2 separate regions of the Homo sapiens genome follow, and region 1 is linked to region 2. A link is a loop called in an ENCODE intact Hi-C map of the cell type or tissue named here. Cell type or tissue: OCI-LY7. All regions are shown on one strand. Links, peaks and the distances in the headings refer to the core of each region. The heading gives the core; the rest is flanking DNA.

Evidence for each region. Peaks named below come from ENCODE experiments on the same cell type or tissue, not always from the same donor. Only the 100,000 strongest peaks of a DNase experiment are listed, where the experiment ranks them.
Region 1: a loop joins it to region 2, with 9 times the contacts of the local background. A loop is called at or near these places in 4 of 110 quality-filtered maps.

What each region holds. Positions count from the first base shown.
Region 1 is chr15:77,534,124-77,543,605 of GRCh38, forward strand. No RefSeq gene overlaps it. Among named protein-coding and RNA genes, the nearest start is that of LINGO1, 94 kb to the right of the region's middle. RefSeq lists enhancers at 1-217, 218-717, 4,106-4,155, 7,380-8,059. In OCI-LY7, for the core only: a CTCF peak has its summit at 5,758 (motif pointing right); no DNase peak of the experiment used is centred there; H3K4me3 peaks cover 649 bases; H3K27ac peaks cover 852 bases.
Region 2 is chr15:76,997,598-77,007,079 of GRCh38, forward strand. The region is part of intron 1 of PSTPIP1 (proline-serine-threonine phosphatase interacting protein 1); the gene reads left to right. Among named protein-coding and RNA genes, the nearest start is that of PSTPIP1, 7.2 kb to the left of the region's middle. In OCI-LY7, for the core only: no CTCF peak of the experiment used is centred there; DNase peaks (open chromatin) are centred at 5,024, 5,574, 6,114 and 6,804; H3K4me3 peaks cover 743 bases; H3K27ac peaks cover 1,661 bases.

The DNA of each region.
Region 1 (9,482 bases), core at 4,248-6,747, 540 kb after region 2:
TTGTCGTTCTCCCAAGGAGGAGATAGCCAGCCTGAGATTACAGGCGAAGCGGCAGCGGGCGGCAGGCGGGCAGAGAGGTTAGGCTGGGCTCTGATTTAAATTTCAATACTTTCCCCATTACAGCTGTCTGGGCTGGGAAAATTACTAGGGGAAGCAGGCCATGTGCTTCTCCTATTTCTCTGGACATCTACTTGGCTGTCTCTGCCAGGGTCCACAGACTTGGTCTGCTCTCCCCACTACTTAGCAAGGTTTGGATGAACCACAAAATGGGAGGAAGCCCCATCCTCCAGGCCTAGGAATCAGCATCATCCATTTGTACCTCTCTGAAGCCCAGTGGACACCTTTGGGTGCTGCTACATGGTTCGAGAGGGCCCCTCTTTATCAGGACTCAGAGATCAAGATCAGGGCTTAGGCTCAGGTGGGGAGCAGGGTTCAGTCTGTAACTAGCATTGGGGTTCAGTCTAAAACTAAGATCAGAACTTCAACTCAGGCCAGGATCAAGGATCAGTCTGTAACCAAGGTCAGGGCTCAGGCTCAGGATGGAATCAAGGTTCATTCCATTAACAAAAACAGGGCTCAGATTTCATCATCATAGAAGTCAATTCATATCTCAGAGCCTCGGTTTCTTCTCCATTCAAATGTGGAACTAGGTATTGCCCTGCTTGCTTCACAAGGCTTTTTAGAGGAATGAATGAAAACAAGAGTATTGGGCCGGGCACAGTGGCTCATGCCTGTAATCCTAGCACTTTGGAAGGCCGAGGCAGGTGGATTGCCTGTGCTCAGGAGTTCGACGCCAGCCTGGGCAACATGGTGAAACCCCGTCTCTGCTAAAAATAGAAACATTAGTCAGGTGTGATGGCACGCGCCTATAATCCCAGCTACTAGGGAAGCTGAGGCAGGAGAATCGCTTGAACCTGGGAGGCGGAGGTTGCGGTGAGCCGAGATCGCGCCATTGCACTCCAGCCTGGGTGACAGAGTGAGACTCTTTGACTCAAAAAAAAAAAAAAGAGTATCTTTCTTTTCTATAACAACTTACACTTTATAAATTGCTTGCACATACTTTATCTTGTTTGGTCCTCATGATAACCACCATTTTAAAGACAATAATACAGGCTCAGAGAGGTTAGGAAGCTTATTCAAGGCCGCACAGCCTGTAGACACAGGCAGGAAGTAGGGGCTGGGCCCAGCTGGTCCTGACTCCAAGCAGTTCCTAGAATACTGCAACGCAAAGAAGCAGTGACTGAGACTGCACTTGTCCACCCAGGAGTCATGTTCCCCTTTTTCTTTCTTTCCTTTCTTTCTTTCTTTCTTTCTTTCTTTCTTTCTTTCTTTCTTTCTTTCTTTCTTTCTTTCTTTCTTTCTTTCTTTCCTTCTTTCTCTTTCTTTCTCTCTTTCTTTCTCTTTCTTTCTCTTTCTTTCTTTCTTTCTTTCTTTCTTTCTTTCTTTCTTTCTTTCTTTCTTTCTTTCTTTCCTTCCTTCCTTCCTTCCTTCCTTCCTTCCTTCCTTTCTTTCTTTCTTTTCTGTCTTTCTTTCTTTCCTGTCTTTCTTTCTTTCTTTTTTTTTTTTTTTTGAGACAGAGTCTTGCCCTGTTGCCCAAGCTAGAGTGCAGTGGCGCGATCTAGGTTCACTGCAACCTCCATCTCCCAGGTTCAAGCTATTCTCCTGCCTCAGCCTCCTGAGTAGCTGGGATTACAGGCACTTGCCACCACGCCTGGCTAATTTTTTGTATTTTTAGTAGAGATGGGGTTTCACCATGTTAGCCAGGATGCTCTCCATCTCCTGACCTCATGATCGGTCCGCCTTGGCCTCCCAAAGTGCTGGGATTACAGGCTTGAGCCACCGCGCCCGGCCATGTTCCCATTTTTCTATGGTAACAGAACCCTTATTCTATTCTGGGGAGCAAGGTGTCCACCTAAAAGACTACATTTCCCAGCGACCCCTGCAGCCAGGGGTGGCCAATGAGATATGAGCAAGAGAATTGTTGGGCGAGGCTCCAGGGAAAGTTCTGGAAAAGGGAGACAGGTAGAGAGCATGGGTTTTCCCCCTTTCCTCTTTCTTCTTGCCTGGAATACAGATAGGATGGAGCCCAGCTGCCACTATGAACCATGAGGTGACACTGAAGATAGACAGCAGTGCTGAGGATGATTAGCCTGGAGAGAGAAGGTATTTCAGACATTGAAGGCATGGTGAAGCCACCATCCCGACCCTGGGCTGCTGACCTCTGTACAGGGGAGAGTAAAAGACACTACTAGTTTGTTTAGGCCACTATGGCTGGATCTCTGTTATCAGGAGGCAAAGGTAACTTCTGATTCAAAGGTGCTACCCTGAGAAAAAGTATGCTCACATAAGCTTGGGAAATAGCAAGTTAAACAGAATCTTTCTTGCAGGACTTCCCAAAGCCTTTAAATGCTAAACAGTTTTGGGAATCACCAAGTGGGGGAGGTACTACACCATATTTCCAGAGCTCACTTGTCATGGCACACTGTGTGTGTGTGTGTGTGCGCGCGTGTGTGTGTGTGTGTGTTTGTGTGTGTGTAGAGAGAGAGGGAGCAGGAGAGACTAGGGGTCTAGTGCTGGGAGACCACCTCCTGATGTCTGATGGGAGCTGGAAAGTGCTTTGCTCAATGCCCTCATTATTAAAACAATTGAAGACACTGACTCCTTTTTCGACTTTCTTAAGCTTCAACTAGCATTCATGATTTCAGTTCCTAAGTGTCTAAGGGATGTAGGGCCAAGCAGGGGAGGGCTAATTTGGGGACAAAGCTAGGAGAGCTGTTTGGGGTAAGAGAGTCTCCTTGTAGCTGCTGGAGCCTTTGTGGACTGGGGTTTGGCTCACAGGCGTGGGGGCTGCTACAGGGAGAAGATGACCCTGGCCACCCTTCACATCATATATAGGGCATTAGCAGCCCTGTTCCTCCCCTCTCCCCAACCTCAATAAAAGAGGGAAATAGAGGCATGGAGAATGAAAGGGGCTAGGCCAGCCAGGTCCACAGAAAGAGTGGGTGGCAGAATGGGGTCTGGAGCCAGCTGCCCATACTCCCTGCCCTTCCCCAACCTACCCCCTGCCCTCAGCTTTCTGGAAGGCTCTGGCTGAGTCATATGCCTGACACCCAGTTTCTGCCTCTGCTGCAGTGGCCGCCTTTCAGTCCTCTGTGGGGGTCCCATTGCAGGCTGTAAGATCTTGACATGCCCTTTCAATGCCATTTTAAGAGACTCAGAACACAATAGCAGTAATAGAGGCACCTGCTGCCTGGCTTGGTAATTATTACATCCCTGTGGGGGGAACTGTTGACTGCCTGGCAAAGGGGTGAAGTCTCCCCTCATTTCTTAAATAGGAGTCCTCCTTGAAGACCGTGGGCACAGCTGAGGGTGGTTAGTCACCAGTCTGTGCCCAGGAGGGAGTCAGGGAGCACCAGTGTGGCAGCCAGGTAGAGGAAATGGGGGTAGAGGGAGTCGGGGTAGGCGGTGGGGGGATGTGGTGTCCAGAATCCCAGACTGAGGATGGAGGGCTTGAGGCTCTTTTCCCCTGTTCTGTGTGGCTAAGTCCAGTTCATTCCCCAGACCTCAGTCTCTCTCTCTGTGCAATGGGAAATTGGATCAGGCCTCTAAGAATTTGTCCAGTGCGTAATTCTAAGGTTCTGCTTTTTAAGGAGATCGTAGGGAACTGAGGACAGAACAGAAAGGTGGGAACTCCTTGAGGGCAGGAAACTGGCTTGTTTCCTCTCTCAGACCCTGGCATGGTTGGGTGGAAGACCCCATCCCAGACAGAGCAGGAGGTATGGTGGTGTCCTAAGAGGGAGGGAGGAGCCAGGACAGGAGGAGAAAAGGAGGGGAGAGGAGTGGGGGAAACAGAAGCGTGAGGCCCCATCTGAAGAAAACCCAATATCAAAACTTTAACAAGAGCTTCGTAACCAAGAAATGGGCCTTTGACTTAGGAGGTGAAGGCTCATTTAAATGGCAAATTTCCCTTGTGCCTGCAAGGGCTTGTTTATAGAATGTGGAACTGAGAGTGCAGGTGGTCCCACACAGAAAACTGGAAGCTTTTCTTTTTAAACTCCCTGAAGATTCATCTGCAATGCAGATGAAGCATCTTAGAAACAAGAATGAAAACAGCGTTTGATTTTTACAAAAGCCAATTCAGAGGCTCACTTCCTGTCCAGCCCAGCGTGCCAGCATCTGTGTGTGAGACCACTGTCCCCAGCCGGGTGGGGGCCTGCACGGGTCTTGCCAAGGTCAAATGGGTGTGCACACATGACTACACGTGAATTCACTGCACATGTGTGTACACACACACATTTACTCGGATCCTCAGCAGAGTTATTTTGGATTTGGTCTTCGTGGAAGGTCCAGTCTGTGCCTAGATGTGGATTCAGAAAATTCATAGACTCTGCACAGCTACTGGTCACTAATAAGAGCCTGGAGCTGGGGATACCATGATGATCAAGAGATAACCTCTAAAAGAACTCACAGACCAGCTGGGGAGACAGGTGAATAAACACCTGGAGAACAGAGCATTATGGGAGCATCTGGCCCAGGCTTGGGAGGTCAGGGAAGGCTTCCTGGAAGAGGTGTTATGTTGGAGCTGCATACTATCCAATATGGTAGCCACTAGCCACAGGTGGCCATTTACATTTAAATAAAAAACAAATAAACAATTCAGTTCCTCAGTCATACTGGCCACATTTCAATTGGCTAGTGGACAGCATGTCGAATAGTGCAGAAATGGAACATTTCCATTGTCCAGAAAAGTCTACTGGATGGCGCTGTGAGGAGGAACAGACCCTCTCCAGGTGAGGGCCATGAGAGGTGTTCCAATTCTAGGGAGCAGCTTGTGCAAACACCTGGAAGTGGATGGCAGCATGCCCAGGGGACTGGAGCCCTGAGCACAGGTGTGAGGAGGAGGGAAACAGTGACAAGCGAAGCTAGAGAGAGTGGAAGAATTCAAATGGCAGTTAAAGGCTCTGCTTGTGTTGGCAAGGAGCTGGGATTTTGTCCTGAACATTTGGGGAGCCTTTGGAAGGGTTTCAGCTGGGAGTGGCAAGGTCAAGGTCGGGTTTCATGTTAGAAAAGCTTGCTTGGAGAAGGGACTCCGCAGGGAAGGGGCAATTGCCAGCAGCCAGGTGAGAGCCAGGTGAGAGCCAGGTGAGAGGAGGGACCTGACCTGGGAGTTTAGCTGGGAGGGCCTGGAGATGAAGTGCCTGTGTAGGGGGCACTAGAGAGAGGGGCTTCTGGCTTCAGTGCCAGGGTGGCTGGGGCTGCCCTTTGGGCTCAGGCTGTGCTGAGTGCAAGGGAAGAGGGAGACCTCTGCACCTGGCAGGTAGGTGAGGGCACCTGATCCTTTAGGAAAAGTTTAGGCTGAAACCACTGACTGGGTGATCATCAGTGAATAGATAGGGGTGCAGGTCCTGCAAGGGGCTGAGGTCTCAGGAGAGTCCTCCGTAAGACAGTACTGGAGCCCTGGGAAGCACAGATGAGTCAGTGGCCAAGAGAGCAGAAGGAGCTGGGTAGGCCAGATTTCTGGAGAAGAGTGAGGGAGGCCAGATGTTCCCTGGACGCGTCATGGCTGTGGTTGTGATTCCGTCCCCTGAGGTGTGGGAGCTATAGCTTTCAATCCAGGCAAGTTTCCTGCAGGGGACAGTGTCTTGGTACTGAGGGGCAGGGCTGGGAAAGGAAGGGAATGGGGGCGGCTTTCATCACAGCCATGGTGAGGAGCCACAAGGCAGCTTGCACTTTGAAGATGGCTCCAACAATCTCCCCTATCCCGCAGGCCCTTCTACAGTGAATTGACTGTAGGGGGTGCTAGAGACAGGGTCTTCTGGCCTTTCTGGCCCCTCATCTCCTGAAGATGTACGCCTGTGCTCCCCCTCTTAAAACATGGGCGGGGCCGGGCGCGGTGGCTCACGCCTGTAACCCCAGCACTTTGGGAGGCCAAGGTGGGTGGATCACGAGGTCAGGAGATCGAGACCATCTTGCCTAACACATGGTGAAACCCCGTCTCTACTAAAAATACGAAAAATTAGCCGGGCGTGGTGGCGGGCGCCTGTAGTCCCAGCTACTCGGGAGGCTGAGGCAGGAGAATGGCGTGAACCCAGGAGGCAGAGCTTGCAGTGAGCCAAGATCGAGTCACTGCACTCCAGCCTGGGCAACAGAGCGAGACTCCGTCTCAAAAACAAAAAACAAAAACACGTGGGTGGGCTTGTGACTGCTTCGACCAATAGAGTATGGCAGAAGTGGCACTCTGGGGCTTCCAAGAGTGTCATAAAATGCAACACAGCTTCTACCTTACGTGCTGAGACGCTCACCCTTGGATCCCTGAGCCACCAGGTAAGATGTCCTCCTAGGACAGAGGCTGCTATGCCATGAGGAAGCCCGGGCCTGATGAATGGGTCCATGCAGGTGTTCTGGGGGACAGCCCCAGCCTAGCTCCCAGCCCACAGTCAGCATCCACCACGTGTTCACGCGTGAGTGAAAAGCCTCTGAATGGTTCCAGACCCCAGACATCGAGCCCCCATCAGCCACTGGTGCCTGCTGTGTGAGGCCCCAGATATCACAAAACAGATACAAACCGCCTCTTCTGTGCCCTGTCCGATGCCTGACCCGCAGACTCCATGAACAGAAGAAAATGGTCAGTGTTTTGTGCCACTATATTTTGGGGTGGTTTCTTGCACAACAATGGTAGTTGCAGGCAGAAAGGGAACTGGCTAGGCTGTGGCTGTGTGGCAGGGACAGGGAGCTAACTGGCTGGTGGGATGGAGCCTCAATTGCTCGGGCAAGGGGTGAGTTTTACCCCTGTTGTCAGGTTAGGGGCAGAGGAGGTTGAGGAGGTTGAATGGAGGTTGATGCTAGGAAACCAGGGAGGGGTTGCGGGGACATTTGGGGAGGAGGCTTGAAAATGACACCTAGTTCTGGCCTGGGGGTTACTCCAAGGGCAACATCAGGGAGGTCCTGGTGGGAGCAACAAGAGGTGGGGAGGGCTTTGGAGTCTTACAGGGTATGCTTAGTTCCCAGCACTTTCAATACCCAGCTCTCTCTGAGCCTTGGTTTGCTGGCCTGGAAAAGAGGGGTACAAATCCCCCGCTAAATGCAAGGTGAATGTGACTTCCTTTGATCACGTTTTTCTCCTTTATTTCTTATTGTCTTAACAAGCGCCCCCGCCCCCGACATTGCACGTAGACAACTGCTGATAAACGTGTCCAAGAGCAAGGTTTTTTTGCGCCATTTTATAGACACAGAAAATGAAGCTGAGAGGGGCTGGGGAGTGCCCACGGCCTTAGAGGACTCCAGCCTTCAGTGTGCACTTTTCCTGTTCCTCCCCTGGACTGAGGCAGCAGGAGGGGAGGGCAGGCCAGTGCCCCAGCAGGCCCGGGTGTGGCCCCCAGCGCTGGCTGGATTAAGCATTCCTCCCCAGCCCTGCCCCGGTCCCAGCCTCACAACTGCTTTCGCTCTGGAGTCCTAGACAAATTGTAGCCTGGAGAGCGGCTGTGGGGAGCTTACAAATGTGGCTGGCCCAGCCCTCCCCGCCTTCCTCCCACTCCACATGTCTGCCTCTGAGCCCTGGGGTCAGAATAGCCACTAAGGAGCTCTCACCAGGGCTCCACACACACTTGGGACTCCTGGGGTTCTTGCCAAATGGGTACCCCCGCCCCCAAGCCCTAGGAGCCTTGGATCTGCTGCCTGGACCCCAGCTCCCCTCCTCCTGCCGCCCTCCTCAGCATCTGGTTCCTCCTCAGAATGCAATGCTGTTGCCCCTGGCAACCGAGCTCCAGGCCAGATCCTGGTCCTCCTTCCTCCTCCTTCCCTTCTTTTTCTCCTCCTTCTTCTGCTTCCATATTCCCATCCTTCCTGCCCTCCCCCAGTCTGCCGAGACAGTGCCTGGGGCTGGAAGACTCCCCCCAAATCCGATGCCAGCTAGGCCAGCCAGCCAAGTCCCCTGGCCTTTCTGGTTGCTCGTTGGCTGATGATGACAGTCAGTACTCCCTGCCTGCCCATGGGACTGACTACTGCAGTCTTGGGCACCCCAGCGATGTCCCAGAAGACTCTGAGGCAGGGCTCTCAGGGTACCCCAGGCAAAGAGCCAGGGACTGTAGAGAGACAAGAGACAGCAGCTGAAGAAAATTTCTCCCCATTAGAGCTGTTTGAGGTGGTGAGCTCCCCAAAGCCAAAGGCATGCAAGGAGAGGCCTTTCCAGTGATGATGGTGCTGGCACTGGCATGGCACAGGGCAGTGAGGGGCTGTCTTGGAAGGAAGGTCGATGTGGGCTCGGCCTATGTCTATCCTGGCTGTCTCCTTTTCCCCAACCCCTGAATTCCCAGAACCTTTAGGAACACTTGCTCCCCAACCCCTGCCCTCCCAAGGACTCGTCATTTTTCATCTGGGCTCTAGAGAGGAGGACAGCACTAAGAGGTGGTCCCGGGTCCAGCGACATCAAGCACCATAGGGCAGGTCCAACGCCCAGCACAGCTGTTTAGAGTGGACAGAAACGGGCTCAGCAGGGCAGGCCACATGAACCCTAGCCGCCCTCACGCATCCCTTCCAGAGCCTCCGCTCACACTCCTGGATCCCCCTCCATATCCTAGGCTCCTGTCACCTTCCTGCTCTCCTGCAGGGCCTGTGGGCCAGCCATGCCCAATTCACGACTCATTCAACCGACTCCCACTCCTTCGTGCCCTGCACCAGTTCCTCCCTGTCAGGAATACACTTCTCCACCTTTCATTCTGAGTCAGCTCAGAGGCCCCCTCCTTCAGGAGGCTTCCCTGGACTGCCTGGGCTGTGCCCACTGCCCCGCGGGGCTCCCCACCCCGGGCTTGCCTCCTAGAGCTCTCTCACCCACGGCCTGGTCACCATCTGCACACGGTTTTCCCGAGTGCATCATAAGGACCTTGAGGCAGTGACTCTGTGCCCCACATTTGCTAACAAATACTAATGAGAACATCAGCACAGCCCTGCCTCTCTCTGGGCCTCAGTTTCCCCCATCTGAGGCCCCATGTCTGGGCCTTGGCTTCCCCCAGGATCCCCTTTTGGCTGAGAAGGGTGGCCACGCCCGGGCTGTCAGAACAAGACAGAGGCCAGTCCGGGCAGCTCTGCCCTCCTCATCTCCGGGGGCGTCCCCTCCAGGTTTCAGGAATGAGCCTCAGGAACTGGGGTGTGGGGGCCCGGACGGGGAGGTCCTGGCACTCCCCGAAGCTTTGGTTCTCGTCTGCCAAATGAGGACACTTATCGGGGCTACCCACCCCTCCGGCTGCCGTGAGGCCTTGGAGATGGCAGCCAGACCGGACTTTCCCATCGGATCCGCCAGAACCCAGGCTTCCCAAGGCAGCAGCTCCCGCGCAGCCGCCGCCCGCTTCTGGCAAGCCCAGCCCACGGGCTCAGGGGTCCCTGGGGCTCTGCTGCCCTCCAGTGGCCGGAGGCCCCTGGGCACTTAGAACCCGTGAGCTCCGGATTAATTCCATGGGCTTCCGTCTCCACCTAGGACGGACAGAAAT
Region 2 (9,482 bases), core at 4,545-7,044:
CACACTGCTGGGATTAAACCCCTGGCAGGCTGGCTTTAGCACTTGTGTTGTTGCAGGATCCCTCTGTCTATCTGACATATCACTGGATCTTTTGGCTTCGGGGTAAGATAAGAGGTAACCCCTCTTATCTCCCAGAGGGGTAAGAAAATCAGACAAGGTGGCTAGAACAATATTCTGAAGCTTCATTTGTAGACAAATCTGTAAAACAGAAAAGGCACACTACTCTGGCCACAGGTGTTATATTAGGAACAGCCCAGCCAGCTTGGCCCATGTCTGGGCCTTCCCCCACCCCAGCCCAAGGCACTGTCATTAAACCCTTCAGCCTGCCAGCACACTGTTTAGAAATGACTGGTTTTTAGGCGGGGTGCAGTGGTTCACGCCTGTAATCCCAGCACTCTGGGAGGCCAAGGTGGATGGATCACTTGAGGTCAGGAGTTCAAGACCAGCCTGGCCAACATGGTGAAACCCTGTCTCTACTAAAAATACAAAAATTAGCCAGGCGTGATGGCATGCTCCTGTAATCCCAGCTACTTGGGAGGCTGAGGCAGGAGAACAGCTTGAACCCAAGAGGCAGAGGTTGCAGTGAGCTGAGATTGTGCCACTGTACTCTAGCCTGGGTGACAGAGCTGACAGAGTGGAGGGACCCTACTTTGGCTAAACTGGAAAGATCATGTTTGATATCACAGCCCCTCAGTTATTGGGCAACCTCACCCATACAGAACACGGGGCGGAGGAGGGGAGCCAGCCCTGCTGTTTCTGGCTTTAGCTCACAGTAAGGGAGGAAGCAAAAGTGGTTTCTCAGGAGCCAAAGATGATTTCCCTAAGAGCTTTCCTTAAAGCTCATATACTACACTCCTAGGAGATGTCCCCTAGCTTTTACTCAGGTCCTATGAACTCTAATTTCACCCACAATTTTAATGAGCTTGGTCATGGGGTCTTTTAGCCTATAGATGTAGCAATTAGTGGCAGTCTGCACAGTACCTGATATACAGTTGGCGATGGATAAATGCTGATGGACCTGGACTACGAAAGGACGTTTCACAGGCAGCTAGCAGCCTGATTGCAAGGAAGGAGACAGAAACAGTCTGAAAAGCAGCTGTAGTGGCACAGAAGTAGTGGGGACACTCAGCATGGGAGCAGACACAGTCCTGTCCCTCAGTCGGCCTGTTTTTGCAATTTTGTCAGTGTGGCCACACAGTATTTATTTATAGCCTGATTTTAGCTGCAGCCGAGTGTTCAGATGCACGCTGCTGTAGGAGTGAGGCAGGGCGGACCAGCCACAGAGGGAGGGAAGGGATAATGTGATTTCTGTGATACACACAGATGATAAAGAGCATCACACCTTGGCAGGAAGTTTGTAAATGAGCCTCAGAGTGGGACCTGTCAGTGAGACAAGGTTGAATCTGAGAATACCAGCTGTCTGAGCGGAGAGGGCACTGGCCTAGCACTGAGTCTAAGGCGCTGGGAAGCCCAGAGAAGGAAGGGTCCTCCCCCTGCCCCCAGTTTGTCGTGGCTCCACTCCCAGCAGGTGGCCAAATTATTGCAAGAAATGTCTGTCTGTATCCTCTGCACAGGGCTGACAAGTGGGGTACTGGCTGAGGACGTGTTCATAGAATAAATGAATGGACAGTGAATGTCTCCATGGTCCATCTCCCTTCCTGAACCCATTTTTTACTTCATTTCACTTTTTTTTTTTTTTGAGAAAGAATCTTACTCTGTCACCCAGGCTGGAGGGCAGTGGCACAATCTCAGCTCACTGCAACCTCCGCCTCCTGGGGTCAGGTGATTCTCCTGTCTCAGCCTCCCGAGTAGCTGGGATTACAGACGTGCGCCGCCACGTCTGTCTAATTTTTGTATTTTTAGTACAGATGAGATTTCACCATGTTGGCCTGGCTGGTCTCGAACTCCTGACCTCAGATGATCCACCCGCCTCAGCCTTCCAAAGTGCTGGGATTACAGGCGTGAGCCGCCGCGCCCAGCACTACATTTCACTTTTGTTATATTCTGCAAATATTTGGTGAGTAGGGCTGTCTACTAGGTGGTCCACGCTGGACCCCTGAGCTTCTTCACCCTGCAACATCTAATCAGATGAATGAAACTGTCTTGACCTGAAGGAAGCCATAGTTCAGTGCCGGGGCTGGAGGAATAACTGGGTCAGGCAAGGAGTGCTCTGAGAGGAGCAGTATCTCAACTGTGCCATCCTCTCCCAGGTCCCCCATCCCCCGCAACCTGTATGTCTATCCAATGGCCTTTGCAAAGATGTCATTAGATATTGTTTTAAGAGGGAAAATCTAGTTCTGGACCAGATTCTATTGAGATCCACATCCTATTCCTTTTAGGGTAGTTAAAAGGAAAAGTAAGGACCTGGGGAGGCTGGGTCACATGCACTGCAGTGACTGTCACCCACCCTTTGGGTGGGAACCACCAAGGGGGTATGGGGACAATAGGCCTGAACTTTCCCCTTGACATGTGGGTGTATCTCTCCTTTGAGGCTGGGCTCTGGCTCTATCTAGAAACCCCTGTGCCACACTGGGAGGAGCTGAGCCTCCCCAAGCCCATTTAACAGGTGACAGCACCGCTGCCGAGTGGGGCAGTGACTCACCAGCTTCACACAGTGGGACCAGCTGGGCTGGTCTGCCCCTTCCCTATGTGGCACTCAGCCACTGGTGCCTTTTCCCTTCCCAGTTCTGAGATGCTGAGGTGCCCATTTATGAGGCTACAGAGAAGGGGACTGAGGGGCCCTACTCTGATCTGTCATAAAGCTGCCTGTCCCTACCCCCAGACCTGTCTACCATGGCCCAGGGGCATCAGGAGAGCCTGACATTTGCTGGGCACCTGTTCCATCCTGGGCATTTAAAGAGAGATATATATATATATATACACACACACACACACACACACACACATACACACACACACTTTCTAAAGAAACAAAATCAACTAATATAAGATCCTAAAAGGAAAGTGGGGAAATGGAGAAAAATAGGAAAAGAAGAAGCACCTTTAGTCTCATCACACAACTGCTAATATTATGCTGTGTTTGCATAAGATTGCCTTACATAGGTGCAAGCATATTGTGTACATAATTTTGTATTTTCCCTTTCTTTTACAAATTTTTTATTTTTGCAGAGATGAGGTCTCCCTGTGTTGCCCAGGCTGGTCTCAAACTCTTGGGCTCAAGCAATCCTCCTGCCTTGGCTTCCAGAGTGCTGGGATTACAGGCGTGAGCCACCATGCACGGCCCTCCCTCCTTTTTTTTTCTAGTATTTTAAATTTTATTTTAAATTGTAGCGAAATACACATAAAATGTACCATCTTAACCATTTTTGTGGTGTATGGTTCAGTAGCGCTAGGTTTGTTCACACTTTGCCACCCTCCCCTTTTTTTAGCGTAACTCACTCCATCGGGAACACCTGTGGGTGTGGACATGGGTTCCTCATTTTCAGCAACACCACTGTTCATGGCTGCACAGTTCTCTAGCTTGTGAATTTGGTGACCATGCTGTGATTTTTTTTGCCCAGTCCTCCACTGCTGAACATTTAGGTTACTGCCAATTATTTATTATTCTGGACAGTGACACCATGGGTAGATCTTTGACTATAAAGGTTTTTCACTTGGGGATTATTTCTTTGGGCAGAGGAGGCTAATGGCTATTTTCCAGGGAAGGAGGCATTTCTGGGTGAAAGAGTGGGGCCAGTTCTCCAGCCATGGGTACTAGCAGTCACTTTGGGATCCCCCATAGTCCTCTGGTTGGGCAGGAGCTTTTTCACACAGGAAGGAGGGACCCCAGAATGGCCTGGAAGGGTCAGGGCCTGTGGATGGGGCCCTGCTGGAAACCAGAGCCTGCACTGACTTTGTGGAAGGCCTTGCAGCCCAGCAAACTGCTGTGGCTTTGAGGGCCAAGGAGGCCAGTGGCTGAGGAGTGGCCCTGGTGCACTCAGAGCTTGCAGACAGTGCAGGAGGTGGGAGAGAGAGGCCCTGGCCATCCTGCCTTTGCTGCCACCAAGTACCTTCCCGGCACCTGCCTGGCTGCATCTGTCAGAAGCAGTGAGGACGGAGGCTCTCCCTTTCCTGATTGGGAAAGCTCTTTAAGACCTGGTGTTCCCTGTAAAAAGCAGAGAGCCTGGCAGTGCACCTGGTCGGCAACCCGTTGTGAAAAGTGGGGAAATAAGCATTTATACTGGCGCAGGCTTGTAGTATTAACAACAAAAATCTGTGGACGGATGCACAGGGAGCTAATTAAAGTGGTTGCCTGTTGGGAGAATGAGAGAAAGGAGATGGATGAGGGATGAGGCTGAGCGGCTGTGAACGTTTTCAGGATTGATGTTTTTATACTGTTTGATTTTTGAACCATATGAATGTATTAATTATTCAAAAATTAAATCAAACAATTAAAAATGAAAAAGAGGACATTTATTTCAAGTCCCATGAAGAATTTTTCCCTGAATCCCAGCTACTTACATCATCCCCTGAGGAGCAGCAATGCTGCCATTTGCTGAGTGCCTGTTCCATGCCAGGCATGCTGCCATTCAGTCCACATGCCCCCAAACGCATTGTCAGTGTCTTCCTGACTCTGTGATGGGACCTAAGGCACGGCAGGTCTAGGCCCAGACGAGGGTCACCTGTGCAGGGTAGAGCAGGGACTCCCACCTAGGTCTGTCGAACTCTATTGCCCTCTGCCCTGAATTCTAGAGAGTTTGTTCTTGCTTCTACTTTAATTTGTGTAGGATGAAAGGATGCTTCCCTACATGTTAACACTGGTGTCTATGGATTTGGAAGTAGGATTCTCTCCATCCCCCATCTAATTTTCTGCAAGTCAATACAGAGTACCTTTGTCATTAAAAAGAAAATATTTAAAAAGAAAACTAAGCAATTCCTGCTTTCAAGAATGAGTTGGTGTTTCTAGGCCAAATTTGTGGTTTGCTAGCATGCCCTTTTCCACATGCTCGGTGCATATTTTGTGGTACGTGGGCCTCTGGGGACCAAGAACTTCGTTCATCTGTGCCCATTCCACAGGACGTGGCCGGCTGCTCAGGTGTTAGAAGATTGCAGAGGTTTGTGGTCATGCTTGCTTTGCTTTTGCGATGCCTGCAGATGGTCACTGCCAGGATTTGCTGGCTGCAGGGTTCTGGGTCGATTTGGTGTTCTGAATTCAATTTTATTCTTGATAAAAAACAAGATCTGCTTCTTGATGACCCACTTTGTGCTCCAGTCCCCTGGAACCCACATGCTTTTCCTGGCTGCTCCTGACATCTACACAGAACTAGGGCAGCCCCTGGGATGGAGAAGGAGGGCCTTGCTTTGGGCTTTGAAGGGTGGGTGAGGATTTGAGACATGTCAGGAGGACAAACGGCACTCAAGGTGGGAGGTACGGCATGGGCAAAGGTGTGGAAGGGGGTTTGGAAGACAGTTTTCTGGCCCAGAGCATTGTGCAAGGTGACTGGTAGGAAGGGAAGGCACGAGCTGGATTGTGAAAGGTCTCTGCCCTAAGTGGTGGCAGAGATACTTTCTTCTGCCTCTCTGCACCCTCTCTGGTGGTGGCTGTTTCCTCTCATGCAAAAGAGGACAGAGGCTGCGGGCTGTGAGTGGGATGCCCTTCCTCCTCACCCAGAGCCTGGCTGACGCTGCAAACCACATGATGGAGGGAACTTTGGGTGGAAACCAAGACTGCCTCTGCTTCCAGCTAGAGAGCATGATGCCCTGGGCCCTGGGCTGCCCACACCAGGACTCTCCTCTGGGTTGGCTCTGGAAGGTTCCTCCCTCACAGACTCAGTCATGCTCCATCCTCCAGGCTTAGAAGGAAATCGGCTTCTTGGGAGGCCGAGGCGGGTGGATCATCTGAGGTCAGGGGTTCGAGACCAGCCTGGCCACCATGGTGAAACCCTGTCTCTACTAAAACTACAAAAAAATTAGCGGGGCATGGTGGCGCATGCCTGTAATCCCAGCTACTCAGGAGGCTGAGGCAGGAGAATCGCTTGAACCCAGGAGGTGGAGGTTGCAGTGAGCTGAGGTTTCACAATTGCACTCCAGCCTGGGCAAAAGAACGAAACTCCGTCTCAAAAAAAAAAAAAGAAGAAGAAGGAAGCGGGCTTCTTTGAAGCCTCACCCAACCCTCACCCACACTTGCTAGGTGGCCTTGGAGAATCATTTTCCCTTTCTGAACCTCAGTTTCCTCATCTGCAGGATGTCAGGGTCGTCATCACTTAAGATAAGGGCTTTGAGGTTGGGGCGGCTCAGGGCAGTGCTAAGGGACCACCTCCTGCTCACCACAGTGGAGTAGCAGACCAGGAACAGTTCCCAGGGGACCCAGATTTATAATTGGATATGCACCCATAGGGTGAGCCTTATACATAGATCTTGCTGTTTCAGAATGCCTCCTCCAATCATGTTCACCATTGCATGTTATACTCCACCATTAGAGAATCATTCCTTTGGTTTCAAGTAACAAGATGATCTATGTTATCTCACTTAATTCCAACAATAGTCCTGTGAGGTCAGTATTCTTATTCCTGTTTTACAGAGAGGAAACTGAGCCTCTTGGAAGGAATGTGGGCCTGGGGGATGCCACACAGATGGATCGGACTGGGCTGGGCCTGGATGCCACCTTCCCAGGTCTGGGTCAGAGAGCCCTTTGCAGTTAATGGGAGGGTGTGTTGGTTTGCTGAGGCCTGGCACACTGAGCAATGGGTGATGGAACAGGCAGGAGAGCGACAGCTCCTTCCACTGGTGTTGACAGGCCACCCACCATTGGGCAACAGGAAGTGCCAGCTGGAGCCCTGGAGACCAGCAGCCAGTGTGGGGATGTGGTGGCCAGATGGAACTCAGGGCTTCCCAGCTGTGGAAACAGGAACGGGAAACAGCCACACTGGGGAGGAAGTCAGGGGGTGATGGGCTGAGGCAAGAGCATGCCTGCGTGGCTAGAGAGAGTGACCAAGGTGGAGAGTAGTTGGAGATAAGGTAAGAAATAGAACAGTGGCCAGGCGTGGTGGCTCACACCTGTAATCCCAGCACTTTGGGAGGCTGAGGTGGGAAGATCACTTGAACCCAGGAGTTCAAGACCAGTCTGGGCAACATGGTGAAACCACTTCTTAAAAAAAAAAAAAAGTACAAAAATTAGCTGTACCTGGTGGTGCACACCTGTAGTCTCAGCTACTTGGGAAGCTGGAGTGGAAGGGTCACTTGAGCCCAGGAGTTGGAAACTGTAGTGACTGTATGATCGCACCACTGCACTCCAGCCTGGGCAACAGAGCAAGACTGTCTCAAAACAAACAAACAAACAAACAAAAAAAACAAAGAAAGAAAAGAGAAGCAGAGAGCCAGATCTTGTAGGACTGTCATTCTAAAAAATCCCAATGCCCAGGCCACACCCCAGGTCAATTACACCCCGATTTCTGAGGGTAGGACCTGGACATCAGTATTTTTCAAAGTTCCCCAGTGCCTCCATGTGGAACTTTAGCTTGAGAGGCATCAACATAGATAATTGTGGTAATTAATTACCATTGCTGGCCAAGCATGGTGGCTCATGCCTATAATCCCAGCAGTTTGGGAGGCCAAGGTGGGCAGATCACCTGAGGTCGGGAGTTCAAGACCAGCCTGGCCAACATGGTGAAACCCTGTCTCTACTAAAAATACAAAAAATGTAGCCAGGTATGGTGGTGCATGCCTGTAATCCCAGCTACTTGAGAGGCAGAGGCAGGAGAATTGCTTGAACCTGGGAGGCAGAGGTTGCAGTGAGCCAAGATTGTGCCACTGCACTCCAGCCTGGGCAACAAGAGCAAACACTCAATATCAAAACAAAACAAAACAAAAATTACCATTGCTGACAATAGGCATACATCTGGTTTTTACCATTTTCCTGACCTCATTTGACTCACCTGAGTGAGCAGAGGTTAGAAGTTTTGGGGGTGGTGGTAATTATATGTAACATAAAATTGACCATTTTAACAATTTTTAAGTATATGATTCAGAGGCATTAAGAACATTCACTATTTCCTGAACTGCTTCATCATCCTGAACAGAAATTGTACCCATCAAACAATAACTCCCCACCCCTTCACCGCATACCTTGTTCTACCTCGATTCTACTTTCTAGCTCTATGGATTTGCCTATTCTAGGCATCTCCTGTAAGTAGAATCAGATAATATTTGTCCTTTTGTGTCTGGCTTATTTCAGTTAGCATAATGTCTTCAAGGCTCATCCATGTCATAGCATATGTCAGAATTTTCTTCCTCTTTATGACAAAATACTATTCCATTCTACGTATATACTTTATTTTGTATATCCATTGATCCATTGATGACCACTGGGCTGTTTCTTTGAGCTACTGTGAATAATGCTGCCATGAACATTGGTGTACAAGTACCTGTTTGAAACCCTGCTTTCAATTCTTTTAGATTATACCTAGGAGTGGAATTGCTGGATCATATGGTAATCCTATGTTTAACTTTTTGAGTAACCGCCAAACAGTTTTACATTCCCATCAGCAATGCAAAAGGGATCCAATTGCTCCATATCTTTGCCAACTCTTGTTAATTTCTGTTTTTTTTTTAAATCATAGCCACCTTAGGAGGCATGAAGTAATATCTCATCGTAGTTTTGATTTGCATTTCTCTAATAATTAATGATGTTGAGCATCTTTTCATGTGTTTATTGGCCATTTGTGTACCTTCTTTGGAGAAAGTCTATTTAAGACCTTTGCCCACTTTTGAATTGGTTGTCTTTTTATTGTTGAGTTGAAGGAGTTCTTTATATTTTCTAGATACTCATCCTTTATCAGATATATGATTTGTAAATATTTTCTCCCACTCTGGAGTGTCTTTTCACTGTTTTGATATACAAAAGTTTTTCATTTTGATGAATTCAATGTGTCTACTCTTTGTTTTGTTGCCTATGATTTTAATATCATATCAGAGAAATAATTGCCAAATTAAATATCATGAAGCTTTCCCTATGTTTTCCTTTTAAAATTTTGTAGCTTTAGGTCTTACATCTAGGTGTTCACTTCATCTTGAGTTAATTTTTGCATATGGTATAAAGTAAGGGTCCAGCTTAATTCTTTTGCATGTGGATATCCAGTTTTCCCAGCGCCATTTGTTGAAGTCTGTCCTTTTCTCATAGAATGGTCTTGGCACCCTTGTCAAAAATCAATTGACCATATATGTTAGGGCTTATTTCTGAGCTCACTATTTCCATTCTATTGGTTATATGTCTGTCCTTATGACACTACCGCACTACTTCAATTACTGTAGCTTTGTAGTAAGCTTTGAAATCAAGAAGTGTGAGTCCTCCAAACTTATTCTTCTTTTTCAAGATTGTTTTGGCTCTTTGGGGGCCCGAGTAGAGCTGCTTTTGTTGTTCCCTTTTTATAGGTGAGGAGACTGAGGCCTGGACCCTCCTGAGTTTGCCCAGCCTGGACTGGCCACGAGTCCGTGACAAACTCCTCATCATACTCTCACCCTGGGCATGTGTAGGGAGACACTTG